Linked DNA regions of Homo sapiens: region 2 is linked to region 1. A link is an interaction called in ENCODE POLR2A ChIA-PET data of the cell type or tissue named here. Cell type or tissue: MCF 10A. All regions are shown on one strand. Each heading gives the region's core, and the rest is flanking DNA. Links, peaks and the distances in the headings are about the cores only.

Evidence for each region. Peaks named below come from ENCODE experiments on the same cell type or tissue, not always from the same donor. Only the 100,000 strongest peaks of a DNase experiment are listed, where the experiment ranks them.
Region 2: POLR2A ChIA-PET joins it to region 1 with 16 read pairs; 2 of 35 experiments call an interaction of 5 or more read pairs at or near these places.

What each region holds. Positions count from the first base shown.
Region 1 is chr5:107,572,610-107,583,015 of GRCh38, reverse strand. The region is part of intron 1 of EFNA5 (ephrin A5); the gene reads left to right. Among named protein-coding and RNA genes, the nearest start is that of EFNA5, 93 kb to the left of the region's middle. RefSeq lists an enhancer at 7,705-9,201. In MCF 10A, for the core only: no CTCF peak of the experiment used is centred there; a DNase peak (open chromatin) is centred at 5,825.
Region 2 is chr5:107,640,555-107,650,960 of GRCh38, reverse strand. The region is part of intron 1 of EFNA5 (ephrin A5); the gene reads left to right. Among named protein-coding and RNA genes, the nearest start is that of EFNA5, 25 kb to the left of the region's middle. In MCF 10A, for the core only: no CTCF peak of the experiment used is centred there; no DNase peak of the experiment used is centred there.

The sequences.
Region 1 (10,406 bases), core at 4,730-7,229:
TTGTTTCCCTATAGGAGGGAATTAAAGTTTTTGATCAGGGAAATTTAGGACTCCTGTTGTTATAACCCTTCAAGCCATAAAGGAATCCTACTAACTAGATTATAGTTATTTACAGCTGTTTCTGTGAAAAGCTAATCTTCTATCTATTCATCTGTTGTTTGAAATGGAATGTGGGATTATTGACATTAATCTGGTGAGAGTAGAAGAGGAAAGGAACAGAAAAAGGGAAAAAAGAGAGTGAGGTCATTTATTTTTACTTTTTTTTTTTTGTACAAGATCTTCATAAATTCCTTAGAAATTATGTTTAGTTTTACTTTAAATCATTTACTTTTGGGGCTTGATGAAAATAAAAATAACATTTAAACATTAGCTTGAAGGAATATCATTTGGACAGTAATGGAGGAGTCACTTTTATGTTCCAAAATATTCCATTCTGGGGCCTGTAGCAGAATTCAGTGGAAAGTGGTCTCTGATCGCCTAAATTGAGCAATACCACATTTCTTGTTTAGCTTCCTAAACTGACTAAAGATGGTAATTTACAGGTCTTTAGCATCTTCAGGAGGTCCATATTGTGTTCTCTAAACATTTATTGAATCACTTACTATTTGTAGTATCCTGTCTTACATTTGCTAAAGTGAACAAAGCATCATCTCAGCCCCAAATGAACTTAATTTCCTATGTAGATATGTGGAACAATTCATGAATACAAGTAGTTTAAAAATATCTGTTCATTCTACCCATATTTTTTGAGTACCTGTTATATTCCAGTCTGGTACTTGGTAGATGCTTTAGCATATCAAAAACATTTGACACTATACTAGTTGAAGTAAAAATGGACTTATAAGTAATATTTTATCTCTCTATTAGAGTTACTAACAATTTATTTTTGTAAAAGTCTTCAGTCTCTTTTTTGTTACACTCATCTTTCACTTATATACGACTGATTGATACCTGTGTACTTAGAATAAGACTTTAGGCACCAGGATTTTTCTGGGTACCTATGCAAAGCAGTTCATTTTCTCCCTTTCTTTGTAGAGATAGAAGTTTGAGGTGCTTTCTGTCTCTGATTTTCTTTTACTTCTTTGCATTTGATGTTGGTCATATAAGAAGAACCTGCAACGTGTAGCTAAAATCTTCTGAATATTGAGCAGAGATGTTTTTGCTGCTAAAATGATATAGGAGTTTTGGGTTCTCATGAGGCTTCAGGACAGCCAGTTTGTCTCTTAAGATATAAAAGGATCTGTTTTCCTTGGGCTGGGGACCTAGATTCTACTCCCTGTTCCCATTTACACACTAAGCAGGCAGCTGTACAAGTGGAACTTGAGTCTAAATCACAGGGTGTTATAACATATGAAACTTGAATGTGGCAACTGTTATTGTCTGCAGTAGTGAACTGTCTGGGGAAATTCAATCCCAGCCTTGGGCCTGGCGGTGAAGGCTCTAGCAGCACTTGGTCACTAGTGTAGATGGCTTTGGAACTGATTTTAAACACTTTTCATTGAAACTGAAGTATAATTCTGGCCTGCAGCTTAATCAGATATTCGATGTGCTGTAGACTAGTGGAATTTTTCACTATTTTTGGCTGTTAACATCCCTAAAGGCACAGCGTGTCTCTGTTGCTCTTTGTTATTCCTTCATGTCTCCGGGGTAAAGGACCATGATAATGAATAATCTCTCAGGATCATATCACAAAGGGAATGAAAGTTTAGCAAGTGGGGAAAGAGGTAGACTAAATTATTTCTGAGGTCTCTTTCAGTACTGTGTTTATGAAACAGTTTAACCTGTATTAGTTTGTTCCAAGGTGAAAAATGCGATGTTTCTGGAAGTTATTAATGCAGTTTTGGCAGATGAGCATGCTGGGGAGGAGGGAACTAGATCTGAATTAAACAGCCTGGCTGGCAATGTTGTTCACAGCCTGAATTGCTCAACTTTAATGAGGTCTTGCTACAACCATATATTTTGTACACACACATCTTAAAAATTTCTTGTTCAAAGTCTTCTTCCAGTTTCATCCAAAGCACAAATTTACGGTAAAAAAACATATTCTCAACGTACTGGCTCAATGCTGAGATCAGGAAATTCTCTAAGCTCGTTTTTTTGGAACATGCTGATTTTAAAATCCATGATTTCTACAATTTGGAGAACAACAAATTGACCAAAACAGCCACACTTTTGTGTGGACACAGCTAATGGAGTGGTACAACACAATGTGGGCGCATGCTTATTTTTCTGTGGTGTTTGTGGTTGTTTTTCTTTTTTCTTTTCTTTTCTTTTCTTTTTTTTTTTTTTTTTTTGAGATGGAGTCTTGCTCTTTTGCCCAGGCTGGAGTGTAGTGGCGCATCTCGGCTCACTGCAAGCTCCGCCTCCCGAGTTCACGCCATTCTCCTGCCTTAGCCTCCTGAGTAGCTGGGACTACAGGCTCCCGCCACCATGCCCGGCTAATTTTTGTATTTTTAGTAGAGACAGGGTTTCACCGTGTTAGCCAGGATGGTCTCGATCTCCTGACCTCATGATCTGCCTGCCTGGGCCTCCCAAAGTGCTGGGATTACAGGTTTTTCTTTTTTTTCCTGTGAAAGGGTGTAAGTATTGTGCTGTGCAGTTGCTCACCCTAATTTATCATAATTTCAGATGATCATGAAGAGAAGAAGATCCTTGTGAGAGGAAATAAATAGCTGGAGAAAATGAGTTGATTAAAATATAGACCCTGTTCTCATGCAAATGTTCCTAATTTTTAAATGTAGGTGTAGAATTCTGTATATTATAAAAATGTTCTCTAAATGGAACATTCTTCAGTGTTCATAAGGTCTTGTCAGATATTTAACTTTTAATATTAAGTATCTTCAATTGCACTGGCAGTTGGTCACTGAAAAGAACTCTTTAAAATGTAATTTGTGTGCAGCTATATAGACTTGTCAAGCACCCTTAAAAGTGTGATTATATAGTCCACTAATAGACCTTTCTGAGGGGCTGAATTATGGTTGAAATTCTCACCCAAAGCATATAAAATCAGCCTTGAAAGTCCAGGAAATGCTATGGATGACTGTAAACTGTTAAGAGATTTATGGATAAAGAGTTTTATTATAAATATTCTGAGTTGTAGTTGATTAAACATCTGTCTCTTTGTTATATAGTTAAAATATTGCAAAGAACTAGAAAGAGATCTTTTGGCTAAAAAGTGAAATCTCTGAAGGATGCAAAGGTCAGAAGTGCCACTCGTGCAGCAAGGTGGGGCATATTGAAGTTCTGCTGGAAGTGAATTTGGGGTGCAGCCTCTTTGGTGGATGAAAACATTTCAACTAAATGATGAATTCACCCTGTGCTTTTTTTGAACTGAAATTATCAAGTCATGTTGCTCATTTCTATTATTCAGACAGAGAGAGAGAAAAGGACTATAATACTATTAACTGTGGCTTTTATTATTATTATTATTCTGGTATGGAATGATTTTATTCAAGGGTGGTCTTTTTTTTTTCTTTTTTCTTTTTAAGACTGGGTCACACAACTATATGTTTCTTGGAGCCTCTTGTCTGTCATGCAGTTCTAAAGAGAAACACTGTGGATAAAGAAAAGACTTCAGCAGCAGACCTGAGTTAGAATGCTGGTTCAGCCACTAGCCGTTCAAACAGTAGTAATGATTACAGTAATGGCCACTATTTTTTGCTTATTCTGTACTAGCTCTTTGTATATATTTTACTTCATTCTCTTAGCTCTGGAAAGTTGAACCTGGCTCCATGTCACACAGTTGGTTAATGGATGAGCCGGAATTCTAATCCAGCTGTGTTTGTGTCCAAAATCTATGGTCTTTCTTCTGCATCATGATTACCAAAGCTTTTTGCACTATAATGTCCTTCTGTATAAAATAAGGACAGTGTTAATGCTTAACTTCCAGGGTTGTTGGGAAGAGTAGAGAGGGTATGTAGAGTTCAAGGCATGCAGTGGGCAAGCAGGAAGTGGCAGAGTTGATCAGGGCCACAGTGTGCTTCATGTGGACACCATTTATGCACTTTTGTCTTTATGGGTCCTTTCCTCCATTAAAAAAATTAAAATTTTGTCTTATGACTGTGTTGGTGTAAATACAAATGTGATCAAGGCTGGATTTTATTTATTTTAAAAGAAATTAAAACACTGCTGGGGTCTTAGGCACTGGGCCTACCATGTCCAGCGTAGAAGCCAGCCCCATATCATCGCAGGCTCCCTTTTAATTTCAGACAGCAGTGTCATTTCCTTTTGCGAATCATGTTGCCATCATGTCCTTTTTACTGCAAAAAGAATTCTGCTTGGCAAATGTACATGGGTATGAGTGTGTGTGTTTGGGGAGAACAAAAGTCTGTCACCATCAGTATTAATTGGACAGATGCTCTGAACAGTGGATGCTTATAAGGGTGCCTCTTGCCTGATAAGTCTGAGGTAGGCCATTTATCATTTATTTTTTCTGGTATTCTTTTACATATATTACAATTTTTAGAACACTCAGATTCAAACTGAAAGTTATGTATTTAAAAGGTCTAGAAATTTCTCACTTTTTTTCCTCTACTGATTAGAACTGGGAACTGGTTTTGGCCTCGTGTGGCCCCCTCTTGGGACTCTCTGGGTTGGTGTCCAGGGCAGTTACTCCTTGCCCGAAACCACCCCTGAAATCCACAACCCAAAACTGATTATCATCAACATTTCTCAATTTCCAAAATGAAATTTGTAGTTACCTCAGACTTCATGGATTTTGGCCTGGTATACATGCATAACCAGTTGGATTGACTCATAGCTAGTTTAATTACGTGGTGCTTTGCTTAGATTGCAGACTTCTCTAGGAGAGGCACACTTTTGCATCTTCTCAGCACCTAAGCATTTAATAAATTCTTGTTGATTGAATGGAGGAATGACTGGCTGGCAAAGAACCAGTCAGTTATGTCAAAGGTGCCAATTTGATTGTCTTGAGACACAATCCATTAAAAACTCAGCTGTTTGGCGAGAGAGTAGAGGCCTCACCAAAAGTTGAGAATTCGAGAGAAATCTTTTATAATCTTATCAGGACCCAGGCTATGTTCTTTGATCAGTTAAGGAAAAAAATGCCAACTGTCAGGCATAACCTAAGATTTCAGGAAGTCTTCCACAGCAATGTCTGAACCCCCGCGCTCCAAAAAAGGTTTATCCCTCCTGTGGATGGCAGACAATATGCTTGCTGATGCAGCCGGTGATATAATTAAACTTTTGACCACATGCATGACTTTAAGCAAAGAAGTGGCTAAAGCTCTGTGTCTAACGTGATTGAAGGGTGGAATCCGATGGTGAGGCTCCCCCAACTAATCTCTCCTTTCACAGTTCTCTAGAAGCAGGCCTTCTGGGGGTCCAGAGTTTACAATAAGACCCTTTTATACTTCAAATGTCAGCAAAACATTCAGACTAGCTCTTCCCAAAACACGAAGGGGTAAGCCTGGCCATTCTTTCCTCTTGACATTTGGTCTAATTCCATTTCAGATAAGTGGGCCTTGGATGTAATCCATCTGGAGTGGGGTATCCTTAAATTTCCCGTTTCGGCCTGCCTTTTGCATCTTAACCCTTATTGCTGAACCTTCACTGGGTTTTCTGTGTCTGAAAGGGCACACAGCTCTTCCTTTTTGTTTTAGCCTACAGTAATATCTGAAATTTAGATTTCACAGAAACTATGAAATGCTATTCACAGACAAAACAGCCCAACCGAGAAACTGACTTCATCTGGGAATGGCAAATTTCCCCTTTTCCCAGGCTACGTTCCCAAGCAAGATTTGAGTTTTATGTTCACAATTGACTTGTTTCAGAGTGACCAGGTGGCCAAAGTGCCTCTGAAAACCCCCTCAGGGCCTGAGGAAATTTGTGTTGGCAATTATGTTAGTCATTTTGCAGGTGAAAGGTATTCTGATTTACATTTCACAATCTGATCTGCTGCAAGGCAAGGGCGAAAAACTGGTGTAGTTGGCCACTAGATCTTTCTAAACTAAGAGTGAAATATAGATACTTAAGATTTAGGCAAAATTCTCTGACTAAAGCTGAGATAGGTGGGCAAGTTGAAACAGATTTCCATGTTTTGGGACTGGAAATAACCCTGGAATGCTAACCTTCATGGGGTGGAGGGGTTTATATGTGCAACAATTTGACTGTCAGAATGTGGATTAGAGAAGGGATTTCATCACACCTTAGTATTGTACAACTTCAGCAGTTGTTCTGAGATTCTAAAGGGAGGAGGCTTAGTATTTTTGCAGTTAAATAACAGTATGGCAAGCTTCTCTGATGTGTTCCCTCATTCTCATGTAGTAAATAATTTGGGTGTTAGCAGCTTTATAAGAACCTTTATAAACAGCCATTGTGTTTTCCTCTCACATGAGTCTGCTCCAACATGCTGGATAAGCAGTGGTAATTGATAAAGTCATGTATACAGCCTTTATTTCCATGGGTAAATTTATGGTCAGGAAAATATCTGAATTAGTCTTGTCTAAGACAATTGAAAGAAATGTCGGCATAGTTCCTGATGATGGATTTTTTTCATGTAATTCTTTTGCATTTGGCAAGATTCTAAATTGATTTTATGAATAGGACGGCAGATTAACCTTTCTGTAACAGGCTGGAAAAATGATCACTTGGAAACATGGTGCCCCCTAATAGCATTCTTTGTAGCAATCAGAGATAATCTGCTTGTGTGCAGTCATGTTATTAGCTCATTTCCTTAAGCCGTTTCCTAAACTTGTTATGTGATTGCCGTGATGGTCCCAGTTACTGGATTGGGGATAGTTCCTCTACTGGATGTAACTTTTCTCACTTAAAAAGAGTATGATAATGATGATGGAAATGGTTGTTTCTGTGAGAACACTGTAGGAAAAGCAGAAAACTAGAAAACATCCATTTACAACAACCCATTTTGTACCCTGCCGATGCATTTGGAGAACTAGACATTTAGCTTAAACAAGTTCTGGACAGTTATCATTAATGGCATCCTTGGGTGAGTGTTTAATACAACCATTTAAGTTACTGTTTGCCTGGCATTTCCTCCTTTAGGAAATGAGGCAGTTTGCAGAAAAGAAATTAAATAAATCCTGCCTTTCCTTTTTATTGCCTTTGAGATTTCCATGAAAACTTTTATTTCTTGGGACCTCTAAGTATATTTGCTATTGGCAAATGCTGATGTTCTCTTAACTAAATGATTTTGGAAACTGCTAGAAATAGGTCATGTTAAATAGGTGGAATCCTAGATGCTGTCTTTTTTCTTTATAATCTCTTTCTCCCTGATACCTTGAATTTTTACCAAATCTTTTCATTCTGTGGCCCAATTCTCATAGTGGAATGTAAACTCCTCAAGGGTAAGGACTATGTGCTGTGCTACTTGTTTTCATTGAGCTCAGTAGGTCTACAATAGATTATTTTATAGTTTTCAGGATCTCAGTCATCATGACTAACTTGCCTGGAAAAAAAAATCCAAGCTACATCTACCACATTTTCACCAACTTGAGAAAATGTTAATAAAAACATTTAAAACTGCATGAAAAGTATCTCTAACACATTTTATGAACTAATTGGTATGAAAAGCAGTCTTGGTGGGTTCAAAGGATTACTAGAAAAGGTTTTTCCCCTCAGAGGACATAATTTTCTCCTTTGGGATACATGGTATGTGTCCTGATGACCACAAAACAACCCAAACATTTTGGGAAAGTGTCTGCTTAGCTTTCTGGATTTAAAGTGCACCTGAAGATCCTTAAAAGTGTTACTAAGGTCAGTCTGTTTACAAAATATGATATTTTTCCTGATTACTTAAAGATCACTTCTTATCTGTTGGTGGAATAATTTCTTACAGACTAAAGGCTGCTTTTCACCTCTTGGATCTCTTTGATTAACTGCTTGTTATATTTATACCTCAGAACAGGACCAAAGAAAAATTCCGTTTTTATTCTTTGTTACGTTTGAAGAGTTAATGTGAAAGAACGAGTATCGTGCATTGTCAGGAAATGGTTTTTCACGTTAGCATCAGCAAAGCAGAGCAAGTGCCCTCTGCTGTGGCTTCTTCCCATATTAGACAGGGGTGTCCTTCAGCATCTTCACTGATGATGGGCATAAATCAAATTGAGAACAGTGGTATGTAGTGAATTTAGTGCAACTGCATTTTTTAATATGTAAGTAGGCTTAGGTTTTTATCTCCCTTATCTTAAGCCCCGTCAAGATCAAACTCAAGCAAGCATTCACATCCACAATTGAATCTCACCAGCCTTTTTCTTTAAGTTAACATTAGTTCAAACTCTCCCCACTGCTTCTGTCAATAGATCTTTTAAAGACAGGCATTAGAGTTAAGTTTGCCTTAGTCTTTTTCCCCCCTTCCATATAGCTTCAAGCCCAGGGGCTTCTTTTAATAGCATTAGTTAAGGCCCAGAATTGTGTAGACATTTGTGAAGGAAACTTGAAGTTTGGAACAGAATTGGCCTTTATAGTTTTTCCATGGGGGGAAAAAAATCTTCTTATGAGAATAAAGGCTGCCTACTAATCTGCTACCATCTGGAGAATGGAGAAGCCAGAGGTTGTTGGCACCAGGTCACATCCCTTATGTAAACTGTCAAATTCTTTTCATATTAATGGCATATTGAGTTTAATCTGAGGGGGTTTGGTATCAGTCAGAGCTTATTGAATGATTTTTTTTTTGCAAGGGAGGGCTCCTAGTATTGTTACAATATGAGAGAAAGACACTGAGTACTCCCGAAAATCAACCATTTGATTCATAAAAGTCTTCCTTGTACTCCCACTTTCCACCATTTAGTGATGTTTGAAGCCATGAGTAAAAATCCTCTGAGTTCTTCCAAATAACTCTTTTCCATCTGACTTTATTGAAGAAAGTATGAATACGTCTTAAATTCAATAAGAAAACCAATTGATAGTTATCATACTTATCCCCATACTTGAAATAAAATAGTAGTGAGCCTAAGATTCTGTTTTTCTTACAGATTATTTTGCACATATGTGCATGTGAGTATAAATATAGATGTGCATTTTGGTGCTTTAGGGTGTAATAGAACAGCTAAAATCACCCCAAGTCTTATGAGGCTCCTGCTAGCCAAGTGGTAAAGAATAAAAATCCTTACTTTTTGGTTATGAAACCTTTAGCCTCTTGTGGACACAGGGCCAAACAGATTGCAAATGTCTTGACAGCTCTATTCACAGCAGAAGCTTATTCCCAAAACTGGTGCAGATTGATTTTGTTCGTTCTAAAACTGTTCCGTTCTCCCCCTCTTATAAATAAAAATAGACCCACACACTCATTCCCAGACCTTTTGATAGGTAAGGGTTGAACTCTCTAAACCATAGCATGGAAACCCACGTAATCATGTTATTCCCTGGGATAGACATCCATAGTGCAAGCTAAAAGAAGTGGTGAATAAAAGCCGCTGTTGTATTCTGTACTATCCACATAGGATATTTTGGCAAAACAGGTCTAACACTGAATAAATATTTCTTGAACAAATAAATAAAAGAATGACTACAAACTCTCATTTTACCTGGACAGTCTTCTGCTTGCATAAGGAGCATGAAGAAACAAAACCTAAAAATTACGGCCAACAGGATTAAGTAAAGAAGCACTGAGATATCTAGCTTTGGAAAATTCTTTTAAATTCTGAAATGAGAGCATTTGTCCTTGGGGCCTATATTCCACTGGCACTTCTTACCCCCTGGTTTCATATGTAAACCAGAAAATGAAAACCAGACCCACTGACCCAAAGGAGATGAAGCATGTTTCTTTTGCCCATTATATTTCTCTGCTCACGCCTAGATGCCTTGCCTTCTCTGTCCTCTGTGTTTGAAGTTGAGAGCTGGGAACAGACATGAGATTGAGGTCCCAGGGAGAAGCCAAGTTCAGCCTGAGCTGGTGAACTCACTGAGACTAAGGGCAGATAATGTGAACTAAAGATACTCACTTATGACATTTGTGCCAGTAAGGGAAAGACCCACTGCGCCTTTACAAACAGGTTTCTTTTTGGTTGTCTTAACGGATGGCGCCTAGCTGAACGTCTTGGCAGTTTTCCTTAAGTAAGCGTCTCCAATTGATGATGATGGGAATGAGCTTAACACACAAGCCAGTATTACATAGGATTTTCTGCCAAAGACATTGAATGCACCAATTCTGAAGGGAATCATCATAAGGGACAGCGGGCTGATCTTACAAAACATCAGCATGCTTATGCAAGACCCCAACAGCAACAAAAATGACAAAGAATTAGGTGAAAAGGAAGGCAAAAGCTTGGGAAGAAACATGAAAATGTCCGTGTGAAGACATGTGTAAAAAAACAATGGAAGTGCAAAACTGATTTTAGTATTATATTTTGTTGGCAATAAATTCCATCCCGTTGTTTGAATGCATTTTGATCCTACGCTGCAGTGTCCATGTGCTAATAATTTAAATA
Region 2 (10,406 bases), core at 2,724-5,223, 70 kb before region 1:
TTTGGCATCCACTACAAATAACTAGTATAACCGGAGGTTAAATGTTTCGTGGACTGGTTCTTTGGAGCTAATTGTGAGGCCATGTGTATGTACAATCTGTATATACAACCAAATTGCTAGGGATTCACATACCACTGGCCCTTCTTGCCTGCATGCAGGTAAGCTTGGTTCCTGAAGGCTGGCAAAGGTATAGAGCTATTTTTGAAGACGTTCAGAAGAAATTCTGGATATTCCCTGAATAAAAGTTTTAGAATTTAGCAATCATACAGTCAGGAAATTTTCCTCTATAGTCAACCTAAATTATTTCACTTAAAGTCAGTTTTGGTTTACATAATAACAATATACCTTTACTTAAGAATTTTAAATGCAGATTTTGCTTTCTGTATTATAAGCACATTTTGAGCAAGAAATAATCATTTTTAAGCTATAGGGAACAATACATAGATGCTTGAAGTGACTCTGCGTTATTTTGTGTCCCAAATCCCTCACTTTCATCTTAGTTTCCCTTCCTTTTGTTTCATTCCTTCACAAGAGTTCTTGCCATAGAGTTTAACAGCCAGTAAATTCTTCCTGATTAGTTTCAAAGACAGAAGTCTCCTGATAGGCAGTGAGTGGATCAGGTTCTCACCTAATCTCCAGAGAGACAACAAGTAAGGGGAAGAAAGGGTTTGACACTTTATCCATTATGTACCTCTCTGCTTTGCCAGACTAACCCAAGTCTTTTCGTTGAATTGCGTGTCTGCAAACATTAGGCAATTCATTCCTTAGCATAGCTGTTTGTACCTCTGCAGTGGAAGTTGTTACCCCATCTTCTAATTTAGTTGTTTATATGGGTAATATTAGTATATGAGTTATACTATAGTTTATATATGTTATCTGCATTTTTGCATGTGTTCCCATTACTAGATTCTAAGATTCTTGAGGTCAGAGATTGAGTCATGGCAAAAACACCATACTCAAGGGCTGGCCCATGATGCTTAAGAACTTGAGGTGGGTTGGTTCTGGGTACACTTCTCTGCTCCTCCACTGACTACTTGCTGTGGTCCTAGACAAGTTACTTAATCATTCCCTGTTTCATCTTTCTCATTTATATATGGAAATACTAATCTATTTGTCTGATAGAGTTACTGTGATGATTAAATGATGTATTATTAAACATAAAGCATAGAAAAATGCCTGGCGCATAGTATGTGGTCAATAAATTTTAGCTATTAATACTTTCAAATGTATTTCTGTATTATTATATAAAAATACCATATAATTATACAGAGATATGTCAAAGAGAGAGCATAGTCTAACTTTAGAGTTGAGGTGACCTGGGATCAAATGCTGCCTCTTTTCTCCAACCCTCAATTTTCACTTATGTAAAATAGGATGTATAATTTGCAAAATTGTGTTGATTCAGTGAGAAAGTAAACGCATGTAAAATGCATGGTGCATAATTTTGGATCCATGAAATCTACATATTATTCATTTTTATTATTCTGATTCATTAACATGGAGAATTAGTCATTTGACGATTAGCCTATGAGTTGTCTGCCCATAGTGTGCCTCTCTTCATTTCAATTTATTGGCTACCTGTTGCCAGATGTTTTGCCAGCCTAACTAAATTCATGTATTGATTTGTGAGAAAATTATTCTTTTTGATTTTATCAGTTTGGAAGATGAAAAAATATCTTTTAAAAAAATACCAAGGCCTGGAGTCAGGTTTTTTATTTTCTACCAACTAGATGTTTACCTTAATCAAGTCATCGATTGCTCTGGGACTCTGTTTTTCATCTTTACAAGGTGATTGAATTAGTCGATCTCTTAGGCGAGAGCATCTCACTTAGAAGATCCGAGATGTGGTAAGGCCTTGACACTATTTAACTGTTTGACCTTGGGCAAGTCACTTAACCTTGGTCAAGTCGTGTTTCCTCATCTGTGAAATGAGGGGATTGTTGTCTTCTGGGAGGTCATTTTCAACTTCATTAATCTATCAGCCTTTAAAACTTCTTTTTTAAAAACTTATGATTTACTTCTCCCCAACCCTCCAACTTTGTTTTTTCAGTTAAGAGGAACTAATACATACATATTTACATTGTGTAAACTTTTGAAGAGGACACAGAAGTTTTCTTTTTTACTTTCAAACATGACTCTAAAGATTTTATTAAAAGGATTTTTTTTTCTGTTTTGTTTTCAGACATGGCTTTAAATATTTATATCTGGAAAACCACACTGAAGTTACAATTAGTCAGTAATAAAAATAATGTGTGACATATATTCAACTACCCAAACCATCCAACATCCCTTATCAGAGTTGATGAGTTGAATCCTGAAGTTTGACGCAGGGAGATCGCAACTGTGCTGTATCTGAGTAAACTCTTAATTTAGACTAATTCTAAGAATTAAAAATGGTTTTAAAAAATCTAAGTGCTTCAAAAGAAGAAAAAGAAGAGCCTAGAATAAAATGTTTTCAATTCACAGCTATAAAATGTACCACAAGTTGAAACTATTTGGTTTTCATTTGTTTTCCCTTTGCATTTGGAAGGAAGTAAGAAGTAGAATAAGAATTTTTAAACATTGGGTACTTGTATATAGTATTTTAATTCAGCAAACAATTATGCAATATAAGTATTTTAGTTACATAAATATGACTCCATTGTCACACCCTTTTATTGCATGTTTTGACAAAGCTCAACTAATTTTATACATATCTTTCATGTGATTATTAAAAATATATAAATAATGTCATAGTAAACTTTATAATATGAAATGAACTTTTCAAAACTTGCTTTAATAATCAGTGAGAACCTAAGTGAATAAGACATGTTGGTTCTTTAAAGTAAGTTCCAAGATGCCAGTTCTCTTTGCAAGAATGATTTAGGCAAAAAATCAGTTAAACTTTTTTTCAGTGAAACTTTAAGTAAGTTACTAAATGCGTTTGCATCAAGATGATGGTAAGTATAGAAATAGATATATAAACAGAAATGCCTAAATATTATCTAATCCACCTGTTTAATGCCCTTCTTGCTTTGGACAGCTTTGCTTATAGACCTCATTTATTGGAGTTGCCTGGCCCACTCAGGGTCTGTTTTCTCTGCAGTTTCTAGTCAAATTATTCCTAATCAGTTTCATGGGTAAATTGGACTGGATTCACCCCATTTCCTGTGACAGTGTGAGTTTTCGGTGGACTAATCACAGTCACAGAGCACAGTGATGTGTCCTCTTAGAGGTTAGGCTTGTTCTCATCCAAGTAGATTGATTTGTGAGCAGCAGCCATTACCGACAGTAAAATGTGTGTTTGCTGGTGTTTCTGCATTTAGTAATTTGTTGGACATGAACTGAATGTTTTTCATTTCCTTGTTATCTAATAAAAGCTGTTCAACTTAACTTAATCCAAGTTGAACTTTTGTGGAATCTATTTTATTCCTCTCCATTATTTTATAATTCTGTAATCTTAAATTTTTTGATTATCAGAATGAGCATTAAAGTAGGTCTGTTTTACTAATAATTATTTCCAGTTACCAATATAGCTATTTTCATTGAAAGATATTCATAAAATAAGAGCTCATTATAATTGCAATGCCAGTTATGGGGCTATGATTTTGAACTATGTTTCTCTTTTATAAATATTGAGTTACTGTTAATTTATTGTAGACAGTTATACCCACGATGCATTGTGAGATGCTGAAGAAAGTGTATATAGTAGCTACATATTTACACCAAGAAGTTTGCTTGTCTGGCTCTTAAATTTCCAGAATTGAATATGATAGAAATAGGTTGATATTTTGTTAAGATGCAAAATAAATCATTTTACTTAAATACATACATATACTGCATTTTACATAATCTTATCAACTATATTTCATTTTCTTGTGTTTTATATTGTCAGGGTGATAACATCACAGAGATGCTATTTTTGAAAAAATTTTGCATTATAGGGGCTTTATGCATTTCATAATTGTCTTTGATATGTTATTTAAAATATGCTTAATAGTTGCCTACAATGTACTGACAGTCATATTCAAAAGTCTCAATTTCAGTGGAATATATATAATAAAATACTATTTCTGGAGAAACTTAGAGAACTGACCCAAATGTCTGTACTTTTCTCATACAGGAAAATCCCATACAATGAAGCTTTTTAAATAAGCTTTAAAAAAATTTATTTGTGGTCAAGGACATTCTATATTAAGAACCACTTTCAGTGATAGTACCCACTGATAGTAAGTAGAAGTATCCCCCTCACCATGTAAATATTTTTTTCAGAAGCAGTTGAATGTTTTCTCAACAGCTTCCCATTTCAATAAGATATGCACAAAATGAGTCAATATGTGTGACCCTTTCTGTCTCAGTGTTTACAGGGAGATCCAGGAACTCAAGTAGATTTGTAAAAGGAAGAACTAGTACCAACATGTTTAATCAGTATTACCCTTTACTATCCCTCAGTAATATTTATCTCACCTCACTGGACATTAATACCAGATACTTATAATCTACTTGGTTTCTTTTTGTTTACAGTAGTCAACATAGTGCTTGGCACACAGTAGGCATGTTGTAGAATTTTTAAAATATGAGAATGATAATGCCTTTAAGCATATAGTATCTTTAAATTTTTCAAAAATATTTTGTATATAAGATGTACGACATGTACACCATGATATATGTATATCATGTTTTGATATACAGAGTGAAATAATTACCATAGTCAAGGAAGTCAGTTTATCCAATCTATCCCTTTTAGCATACTTTCAGTATACAACACAATATTACTAACTATAGTCATCATGCTGTACATTCCATCTCTAGACTGCAACTGCGTACTCTTTTCCTATACCTTAGATACTAATTACTAAGCATATAGTGTCTGTTAGATTCTGCTCACCTATCATTTCACAGAAAAAGAGCTGTGCTTTAGTTAACCAATTTTTTATTTGTTAATTGGAAGCCAGAGCTAACCTATGATTATTCTTCACAGCAGAAGTGTAAATAGATCCTTATCCATTGTTTCTCTCAGCTGCATTGGTCTCAGCCTCTTAGGTATTTGAAAAGATAGATTGACGATGGCAAAACAGGTGACGGCTTCAGGCCACAGGGAATATGTGGTCAAATGAGTTTGGCTCTATTACTGGTACTGAATCCATATTTATCTGGAGAAAACAATAATAGCTAAGTAGCTAATTTGATCAAGGTTTAGAATAAGTCTTTTATTGTTGTTTTAGCAATCTCCAAATCAAGAGTTGCATCTTTAAACATGCCTAACACTTTTAAACATTTGGGGGCTGTTCTGTAAAGAATTCATGACTTTAAGTATATGTAATATCCATAAGATGTGAATGAAAAGAACTACCCCTGCCCAATCTTTCTGAAGTGAGAATCAGACAAAAATATTTATTTGTTCTGGTGTTTTAGGGTAAATTTAATGACTAGATTGACTATAAAACTTGATTCAGTATAGTGTGAATAAATTGGTTTAAATGGCACTAAAAACACTCTTATACATACCAAGATTTGCTAGATATAAATTTGGCAGAGTTATTAACATGTGAATAGTGAATGCCACTTACAAGGACTTTTAAACAAATTATGAAGGGTAGTACAAATTTAATTCGGTCAGTTGGGAAAAATACTTTGGATAAAATACAGGTGAACAGTTTAGTGCTACACAAGTTTAAAGGTAGCCCGGAAATTACTTCAACTTCTACAAGGCAGATTTACTGATCTTTATGTCCCCTTGTTTGAAGCTTTTCACATAATAGATATATATTTTCTGGATGTATTTAACCCATGTCTGGATAGCTGAAGACATTTGTAAGTCATGGCATTATATAATTGACTCTAAATAACTAATGCATGTGGGGCTTAATACCTAGGTGATGGATTGATAGGTGCAGCAAACCACCATGGCACATGTTTACCTAAAAACCCTGCACATCCTACACATGTATCCCAGAACTTAAAATTTGAAAAACAGAACAGGCCAGGCGTGGTGGCTCACGCCTGTAATCCCAGCACTTTGAGAGGCTGAGGTGGGCAGATCACTTGAGGTTGGGAGTTCGAGACCGGCCTGACCAACCTGGAGAAACCCCATCTCTACTAAAAATACAAAATTAGCCAGGTATTGTGGCACATGCCTGTAATCCCAGCTACTCAGGAGGCTGAGGCAGCAGAATTGCTTGAACCCAGGAGACGGAGGTTGCAGTGAGCCGAGATTGCACCATTGCACTCCAAACTGGGTGGCAGGGCAAGACTGTCTCAAAAAAACAAACAAAAAACAAAACAGAAAAAAGTAGACAGTAGTCACTTAAAATTTGTTGAGGAAATTCACTTCTTAAACTCTTGATTGAGCATCTATTATGTGTCAGTTACCAACTAGGTAATTAACAAAGATTTTTTGATGACAAAATAAACAGTTATTCATGAAAAAATAACTGGATTTGTCTGCTTGTTACAGCAAAAAATATACAAGTTTCTATTTACATATGAGATTTCTTTGGATGCAAGTATTTTTTCTGTTTAATGAGCCTATTCCGATAGACCATGTTTTGTTCACTAATTTGAATAAATAATTTTTGAAACGAAGCAAAATGTTCTCATTTTTTTCTACATAATGATTCTTTTTTTTCCTCATTTTTTAAGTAAACACTAAAGTTTTTCTGAAGGTTACTAGAAGATAACAAGTAGCAATATAGTATTTGTCTGACGAATCTGAGCCAAGGTGACTATTTATCACTAATGGAGGATGACGACGACGGATTTAAGAAGTCATCCCCTGTATTGTCTCCAGCACAAAAACCTTCCGCCTGCATCTTTCAGCTTGTATCGCCACTTCTAAAGGATCCATGGGCAAACTGCTGAATTTTTATTAATCAGCTTAACTTAATGAGATGAAAAGACTTTTCCCAAAGAATGGAGAAGGGAGAGACAGATACTGAGAGCTACTCTAATTCTTTTCCATGAAAAAAACATTTTCCTCCCTGATTTTCTAGGGAAGACATGTTCAGTTGTTTCCAGGTAATTCATCCGAAAAGTCTTTCTAATTTTCACACACAGACTTTCTCTAGCCATGTGCTGCCTTTATTATTATTATTATTATTATTATTATTAAAGAAAATAGACAGCTATAAAGAAGAATTAATGAGAGTTGAGGGGGGAAATACCTTTGGGAAAGAAGGCAGGAAAGCTTAAGCTGATAAAACATGACTCTTTTTTGATGGGGGCTCTCTTTGGATAACTTGCCCTTGTCTAAATTCTTCTCTCTTCTGGTCCTTCCTGTCCCCACTCCCCCATTCACTCCCCCTCTCGTCAAGCTTACTTCATAAATGGTACCAGCTGGAGATCTTTTAGTGGCATTCAGGGATTACTTCCCTTCGGGGTTTTAATAAGCCCTGATGCTTGAAACACAGTGAAGGTGCTTCTGGAGACAATCACCTTTCAGGCTGGGACCATGGGACCCTTTTGGGGGCCCAGATGGTTGTGTCTGGAGAGCACCCCAGGATGTGCTGCAGATGGCAGATCACTGAAGCAGGGTGTCCACGGGCCTGAATGATCAGGAAGCAATCAATAGAGGGATGGGTTTCTGTGCAGTCAATAGAGGGTGCTTCCTATGATTTCTCAACCCACTTGACTCACAACCCACAAATCCTCCTGTAAATGGTTGGATTTGAATCTATGACCAGCCAGAATTGCTACCACTAAAGTCCATACAGTCCAGTGCTTATCAGAACCCCTATGATGGGACCCCCACCCCTGCACAATGGGGGCACTAGCATGGCAAGATTCTGATTTCATTTGTTAGATCTACTTAGGAGTTATTTAAAGGACTAAGTCAGCCGGTGCAGGGGCATCCGTGTTAGAAGAGAAATGTGCTGTTGCCTCCTGTTGTTTTTTGAGGCCCTCCTAATAGTTTTCTTATATTACCTACTGATTTGTCTCAATATATGCCTTTTAAAATTTAGTTCTGAGACTCAATCAGGAAAAGTATATAAACATGGTACCACATGGGGCCTTCAAGATCGTCTAGATTAGTTTTTTTTTTTTTTTTCAGGTGAGGAAATGGACAAAATGACATTTTAGATGACACACAAAACACAAATCTGTCTTCTCATCTATAATTTCTAAGATTTTTCTTCTTCCTACTCTCCACCATGGAACTCTGTTTAAAGTGATCCCTAAAAGACTTAATAGAAAATCCTAGTGCCAAGGAGCTTCCTTTAAAAACCATGACCACTCCCCGTATTCTTTCTTTCTCTCCATTTTGCGAACATTTTACTTTTTCTTCTCTCCTCATACCATCTTCTACCATCTTGGTTTCATGTCCTTCAGGAAAGTAAAAACACACATATTTTAGAGAATGCTATAACTGCCCAATTAAGTGGTGATTAAGTGGTGATATTCTCCAGTCTATGAAATATTTTAGAACTCACTTGCGTTCCAGGGAAAGAAGTCTTGTTTTGGAGGGTTGAGAATCGATCGATTCACTCTTGACATTCCTTGGCTTTTTTTTTTTTTTTTTTAGTTGACAAAAATTGTATATATCTATGGTCTACAAAATGATATTTTGATATATGTGTATACATCATGGAATGGCTAAATCAAGCTATTTAACATGCATTACTTCACATACTTATTTTTTGTGGTGAGAACCCTTGAAATCTGCTCTCAGCAATTTTGAAGTATACAATATATTATTAACTATAGCCACTATAATGCACAATAGATCTCTTGAACTTATTCCTTCTGTCTAAGGGAAAGTTTGTGTCCTTTGACCAAAATCTCTCCAATCCCTACAGTCCCCTCCTTGGCCTTTTAAACAAAAGTGAAATGTCTCATTAAGTAGATTTGGGAACACAGGAAATAAGATTGATTATGATTTTACTAAGTCATTGAATGATGGTGATAGAGGGTGTCTCTTAAAATGCCATCTGTTTGGGCCAGGCCTTCTCTGCCTTGTCTCCACTTAATCCAGCTCATGGCTTTTAGATACTGCCCTTTTTTGACAGTTTTGACTGGGGAAAACGAGAGTATGGGCAGTTTTAGGCTAGCCATTGGGTTGAGCATGGGCTTGATATGGAGCTGGAATATAGGAAACAGCTGTTCTTTGTCTGGGTGGACAGTCATTGATTTTTAAATACTTGGGCCTCCTGTTGGTATAAAAACCCATTTGTGCCTCTTTAGATTAAGGCTAATTTTTGTGGTAGTGAGTGCAGATGCAATGAACAGATGCTGTACACTTGCTTTGGCTTTTATACATATTTATACTTTAAAATGAAATTTAATTAAAAATTAAATGCATCATTAGGTCATAAAAAGAAAATCCTTAAATAGAATGTATTGCATCAAATAAAATCATCATCCCAGAATACCTTGGGAGTTGATGTATTAATAAACTTCCTAGACAAAAGTGAACTGTCTATTATTTACTAGGATTTTATTTTTCTCCCCTGTAGGTAGTCCACAGCCTACCATGCTCTTGTGCATACAGTGATTTCCTGAAACCATAGTAACCTTAATCAGAAAATTATAAGCACTGGAAATTGATGATTACTCATTTTCTCCGACACAAGGAAAAGCAGTTTCCAGAATGTGTGTGAGCTTTATTTCTACATTTTTTTTTTTTTTGAGACAGAGTCTCACTCTGTTGCCCAGGCTGGAGTGCGGTGGTACAGTCTCTGCTCACTGTAACCTTTGCCTCCTGGGTTCAAGTGATTCCTGCTCCTCAGCCTCCCGAGTAGCTGGGACTACAGGCACGTACCACCATGCCCAGCTAATTTTTTGTATTTTTAGTAGAGATGGGTTTCACCATGTTGCCCAGGCTGGTCTCGAACTCCTGACCTCAAGCAATCCACCTGCCTTGGCCTCCCAAAGTGCTGGGATTACAGGTGTGAGCCACCGTGCCCAGCCTATTTTTAATCATATCCATACATTCTATCTATCTATCTGTCTGTCTGTCTGTCTATCTATCTATCTATCTATCTATCTATCTATCTATCTATCTATCTACCTGCCTACCTACCTACCTACCAGGTTGCTAAAATTGAAACTCAGAAATGTAAGAGAAGTGACCTGGTGTGGCCTGCTTGGGTATACCCACTGGCTCCCTAGGTCCTGGTCTCCTGGGGAAGGAGAGACACCCAGGTTGTTTGTGATTGACCTTGCATGTGGCAGCATTCTCATTTGTCTTTCAAAGTATCTGTATAGCGGTTACCTCTGTGGTTAGGAAAGCATTTGTAGCTTAGAGCTGTAATACTGCAAGACAGTCCGCTCACCTGCAGATAATGTTTCATTAGCCTCTTCCAAATTGACAGGGCTGGCTGCCTCCATGTATTCCTCTGGTGAAGCTGAATGATCTCTCTGTTTGTTTTCTGTGTTCTTGTTACTGGTCACTTTCAGTAAGGATTCGCCCCTCAGGCCTTATTAAAGTA